Regions from separate parts of the Homo sapiens genome. Here region 2 is linked to region 1. A link is a loop called in an ENCODE intact Hi-C map of the cell type or tissue named here. Cell type or tissue: body of pancreas. All regions are shown on one strand. Each heading gives the region's core, and the rest is flanking DNA. Links, peaks and the distances in the headings are about the cores only. Region 1 has its middle 9.5 kb from the start of CYFIP1. Region 2 overlaps CYFIP1 (cytoplasmic FMR1 interacting protein 1).

What was found. Hi-C counts contacts between places; a loop is a spot of excess contacts. Peaks named below come from ENCODE experiments on the same cell type or tissue, not always from the same donor. Only the 100,000 strongest peaks of a DNase experiment are listed, where the experiment ranks them.
Region 2: a loop joins it to region 1, with 2.0 times the contacts of the local background. A loop is called at or near these places in 20 of 110 quality-filtered maps.

Annotation. Positions count from the first base shown.
Region 1 is chr15:22,988,433-22,991,336 of GRCh38, reverse strand. It overlaps a transcript of TUBGCP5 not described here. Among named protein-coding and RNA genes, the nearest start is that of CYFIP1, 9.5 kb to the right of the region's middle. In body of pancreas, for the core only: a CTCF peak has its summit at 1,327 (motif pointing left); a DNase peak (open chromatin) is centred at 1,536; H3K27ac peaks cover 606 bases.
Region 2 is chr15:22,938,086-22,940,989 of GRCh38, reverse strand. CYFIP1 (cytoplasmic FMR1 interacting protein 1) reads left to right here. Exons shown (of 31, transcript NM_014608.6): 7 at 1,483-1,579; 8 at 1,670-1,798. Among named protein-coding and RNA genes, the nearest start is that of CYFIP1, 41 kb to the left of the region's middle. In body of pancreas, for the core only: no CTCF peak of the experiment used is centred there; DNase peaks (open chromatin) are centred at 979 and 1,649; H3K27ac peaks cover 2,500 bases.

The DNA.
Region 1 (2,904 bases), core at 192-2,691:
ATCACCTGAGGTCATGAGTTCGAGACCAGCCTGGCCAACATGGTGAAACCCCGTCTCTACTAATATAGAAAATTAGCCGGGTGTGGTGGTGTGCGCCTGTAATCCCAGCTACTCAAGAGGCTGAGGCAGTAGAATCACTTGAGCCTGGGAGGCAGAGGTTGCAGTGAGCTGACATCGCGCCACTGCACTCCAGCCTGGTGAGCGCGCGAGACTCCGTCTCAAAAAAAAAAAAAGTAATTTATTATAAGGAAGTCCTTATACTGTTGCCTGTGGCTGCTGTAACACATTACCATAAACCTGGTGGCTTAAAACAACAGATATTCATTCTCTTGAAGTTCTGGAGGACAGAAGGCCAAAATTCAAGGGAGCAATAGGGCCATGGCCGCGCCATTCTTTGCCTCCCCAGTTTCTGGGGGCTGCCAGCATTCTATGACTGTGGCTGTGTGGCTGCTTCACTCCCATCCCTGCCTCTGTGTTCACACTGCCTCTTTCTGGGTCTGTTCTCTGCGTGTCTCTTGTAAGCACACTGCTTATTGGATTTAGGGCCCCTTCAGATAATCTAAGATGATCCCATCTCAAGAACTTAGATCTGCTAAGACTCTTTTTCTTCACATAAGGTAACTGTCTTAGTCTGTTAAGGCTGCTATAACAAAGCAGCATAGACTGGGTGGCTCTAAACAGGAGAAATTTATTACAGTTCTGGAAGCTGAGCGCCCAAGATCATGGCACCACAGAGTTGGTGTCTGGTGAGGGAATGGAGGAATTTTAATCCAAAAATGCATGCTGTGTTTCCTGCTCGGGGAGAGCTGTCTCCCTGTTCTGCTGGTATTTGTTTTTCTACCTGTTACTTCTGCTTTCTCACCTTTCCTTGCTGTGCTTTTCCTGTAGTGGTTGGAAGGTGGATGCTCACAGATCCCAAATGCACGTGACCAGTTCTTGGCTCCAGCCTTGGCCTGGGTTCCCCAGAAATACAACCTGAGACAAAGCCGTAGGTGCCTCTACTCTGAGATGGGGTGCAGTGCCCGTAGTGGGAGTCAGAGAGTGCCCTAGCAGGAGGAGGAGAGAGATGGAAGAGGAGGGGAAGAGGAGGGGGAGGAGTGGGAGAAGGAGGGGGAGTGCTGATGGATATGGGGCCATCTCAGTAAGATGGCATTGCTAAGTGTGCCTGCCCCACCTCTCGGGATGTCCCTAGAAGCCATGTGGACTGCATCAGGAAGGAAAGAGAGGAATCTGCCTGTGAGTGCCTCTCATTAGTCAAAGGTGCAGGGAATGTTAACTCTGTGCACAGCTGCATGGTTCATGTGTGATCTCAGAGGACTCTGATGCCTCCTGGTGACAGGGAAGCCCCAGGGCAGGAGGTGAGAGATCCAGGCGGGCACCAGGGAGACGTGTGGTTGGGTTCTTGGTTGGAGTCCACATGTTTTCACTGCAGAAGAAATAAAAGTCCTGAAGTTAGGAGGCTGTGATGTGAGTGAGAAAGTTCCAACTCTAAGCTCCCAACCAAGGTTCCCACAGCGAGTCAACTTGGGTCAGGTGCCCACTCCAGCTTGAACAAGGTGTGGCAAGAAATAAGAGATCAGGTTGTACAAATATAGCAGCTGAGATCATGCTATTGTGGAATGGAGGGATCAGTTAAGAAGGAATTAAAGTTCCTCCTGGTTGGCCAGGCACATGACTTGCACCTGTAATCCCAGCACTTTGGGAGGCCAGGTGGGAGGATCCCTGGAGGCCAGGAGTTCAAGGCCAACCTGGACAACAAAGTGAGACCCTGTCTCTAGATAAATAAATAAATCATAAATTTAAAAAGACAGACCAAGACAAGTATGATTTAAGGGGATATGTATGGGTGCCAAGTTAACAGGGGGTGGGTTGTGGTGGTCTTTTTATTGTGTCAACCTAGTGAGGCTGTCCCAGCTGTTCTATCAAACACACACCTCGTGTTGCTAGAAGGTATTTACTGGATGTGATTAAATTTCATATCAGTTGACTTTAAGTAAAGGAGATGATCCCAGGCAGTCCAGCTGGGCCGGATTCAATGGGTTAGAGGACACTGAGGCAGAGCTCCAGCTTCCTGAGACAAGGCGGAATGGTAGCCCCAAAGCTGTCTGCTTCCTAATCCCTGGGCCGTGTGACTATGTTAGTTTACATGGCAAGAGGAGAATTAAAATTGCAGATGGAATTAGGGTTGCTAGTCCACTGACTTGAGATAGAGACGTTACCCTGCATTATCTGGGGATGTCGTCACACGGCTCCTAAAGGTGGAAGAGGGGACAGAAGCACAGTGTCAGAGAAAGGTGTGAGGCCAGGGCAGCCTGAGGGCAGAGCCAGCTGAGGGCTTTGAGGACAGAAAAAGTCAAGGGAAGGAGCAGGATCCGGGAATGTGAGTGGCCTCTACACCAATATGGAGAAATCCTGTCTGTACTAAAAACACAAAAACTAGCTGGGCCTGGTGGTGCATGCCTGAATCGCTTGAACCAGGGAATCGGAGGTTGCAGTGAGCTGAGATCACGCCACTGCACTCCAGCCTGGCAACAGAACAAGACTCCGTCTCAAAAAACAAACAAACAACAAACAACAAAAAAACAGATTTTTTTTTTTTTTGAGACGGAGTCTCGCTCTGTCGTCCAGGCTGGAGTGCAGTCACGCGATCTCGGCTCACTGCAAGCTCTGCCTCCTAGGTTCACGCCATTCTCCTGCCTCAGCCTCCCGAGTAGCTGGGACTACAGGCACCCACCACCACGCCCGGCTAATTTTTTTTGTATTTTCTAGTAGAGACGGGGTTTCACTGTGTTAGCCAGGATGGTCTCGATCTCCTGACCTCGTGATACGCCCGCCTTGGCCTCCCAAAGTGCTGGGATTACAGGCTTCAGCCACCGCAACCGGCCAAAAAAACCAGATATTAAT
Region 2 (2,904 bases), core at 185-2,684, 50 kb after region 1:
GCTCACTGCAACCTCTGCGTCTCCTGGATTCAAGCAATTCTCCTGTCTCAGCCTCCCGAGTAGTTGGGATTACAGGTGTGAGCCACCACACCGGGCTAATTTTTATATTTTTAGTAGAGATGGGGTTTCACCATGTTGGCCAGGCTGGTGTTGAACGCCTGACTCAAGTGATTTGCCTGCCTCCTTCTCCCAAAATGCTGGGATTACTGGCATGAGCCACCATGCCCCGCCCTGGAAACATGTTTAAAAAGGCAAGGAATGTTACTGTATCAGTTAATATTACGTTTAACTGTATGCAATTATTTAAAGCCCAGATAAATAACAGTGGCTTTAAAAAGATTGCAGTTTATTTCTCTGTCTCCTGAAAAGTCCTGAATTGGGTGGTCTGCAGCTGATCGAGGCTCTACGGGACCCAGGGCTCCTGTGGTCCTGCGGCTCCGCTTCAGGTGTTGCCTCCTGGTCCTAAATGGTTGCTTAAGCTCCAGCTGTCATTTCTCCATTCCAGTCAGCAGGCAGAAAGTGGGGAAAGATGGGCTCCATGCTTCCTCATGAGTAAACTTTGAGTGCTTGTCAGTATCTTGCATTATATCTCATGGCCTAGTCCTTGGTCACTTGGCCACAGCTAGCTGCAGGGTGGGCGAGGCACACGGAATGTGTGGGGCTCCCTGGAATGTGTGTTCCACAGAAATGCAGGGCTCGTTCCTAAGGAGGAAGGGGAGGAAGTGAATGTTGGTGTAGGTTATCAGCCTTTGCCTTGGTAACTCTTAAAACTAAACCCCCAAGGTTCTGGGTTGCACAGACCTATCCTTATGTGGGCCGTTTCCACTGAACTTTCTTGCGGGACAGTCCTAGATGATCAGAATCCTCACACCCCCACCTTCACCCTGCCCTGCCAGACCTCGCAGGCTTAGCATGGCCTTGCAGTATTGTATTGTTGGGCCTCACGTACGGGTGTAGCTACAAATTGGTGGCAGGCCAGGGCTCTGTCTCAGGACCTTGGACACCAGTGGTCCCTGAGGTGGCCTGGGGAGGTGTGGTCCAGAGGGTTCCCAGCAGAGAACCTCAGCAGTGCTGGCCGGCTTCATGGCAGGGCTTGTGGGAGTCACGGAGATGGCAGTGGCCCTTCTCAGACTCGGGGTCCAGGAGCCCTGTGCCCCCTAGATGAGGTGGGCGTCCACCAGTATAGGGCAGAGACCAGTGTGCAGGGACCCTGCAGGGAGCCGTCAGCTGTGACCAGCCGGGTGGAGAGCTGTCCCAGCCTGTGCAAGACACGTCTAAGTTGGCAGAAGACTGACCTGGAGTGCAGGGCCAGAGACGCCTGAAAAGGCTGAAATCATAGGTGGCTTCTGAGATTGACCCACATTTCTGCAGATGACTGTAGGGGAAAGGGATCCCACTCGAACCAGGCTTTTTTTTTTTTTTTTTTTTTTTTAAATGTGGCACGTTGGTGCATTTTGGGATGAATTCTTTTTGTTTTCAAAGGGCCGCTCAGTTTTTACGTAAAATGGCAGATCCACAGTCCATCCAGGAATCGCAGAATCTGTCCATGTTCCTGGCCAATCATAACAAGATCACACAGGTAAGGCTGGTGTTTGCACACTCAGGTTGATGGGCCAAGCAGCCGGCCGGGCGCCGGGCCCATGCATGAGTCTCTTGCTCTGTGTTTCAGTCTCTGCAGCAGCAGCTCGAAGTGATTTCTGGCTACGAAGAGCTCCTGGCAGATATTGTGAATCTGTGTGTGGATTACTACGAGAACAGGATGTATTTGACGCCCAGTGAGAAACACATGCTTCTCAAAGTACGTGTGTGGGGACGCTAGCCCGTGGCACTGCCGAGGGACAGCCTTACTCTTGTCAATAGGCTGTGCTTTATCTAGAATCCTTTTGACAGCTGTGTCTTATTTGCATGCTGTCATGTGTGAACAGCGTCCTGCCCTTGCACACAGCCTGCACAACAGGCTCTCAACACACCCCATGAGTGTGTCACACACTGACCCTGGGAGAAGGTGCTGGCCAGGAGGTCCGGGTCAAGGATTCTCAGCTTTTTTTTTTTTTTTTTTTTTTTTTAAGCTGCTTTTCGTTTTATTCTCAAGGCAGGGTGTTGCTCTTGCCCAGGCTGGAGTGCAGTGGCACAATCACAGCCCAATATAGCCTCAACCTCCTGGGCTCAAGTGATCCTCCCACCTCAGCCTCCTAAGTAGCTGGGACTACAGGTGCACGCCACCATGCCTCGCTAATTTTTAAATTTTTTGTAGAGAGAGAATCTTGCCATGTTGTACAGGCTGTTCTCAAACTCCTGGGCTCAAGGGACCCTCCTGCCTCAGCCTCCCAAAGCTCTGTGAATACAAGCTTGAGCCACTGCCCTTTTTATTTTTTTTTTATTTTTGAGACAGGGCTTTGCTCTTTCACCCAGGCTCCAGTGCAATGGTGCGGACACAGCTCACTATAGCCTTGACCTCCTTGGCTCAAGTGATCTTTCTGCCTCAGGCTCCTGAGTAACTGGGACCACAGGCACTTGCACCAATGCCCAGCTAAGTTTTTGAATTTTTGTAGATATGAGATCTCACTTTGTTGCCCTGGCTGACCTTGAACTCCTGGGCTCAAGCAATCTTCTTGCCTTGTCCCCCGCAAAGTGCTAGGATTACAGGCATAAGCCACCATGCCCCGCCAGCTTTGTGACAGAAGTTATCCAAGATTCTACTTGTCAAGCATGTGATTCCTAGGACTTTGATACCTTGTGTCACATAATTAAAGTAGCCTTTTGTTGGTTCACCATATTCTTTATTATTCTGTTCAAATTAGGAAGCTTTCCATCTGTGTTTCTCATGGGAAAGATGGGCGGCAGTTCGGCTGTTCCCTTTGCTCTCTTCTCCACCTCTGCAGGGTGGCCTTGGGGGACCCTTTG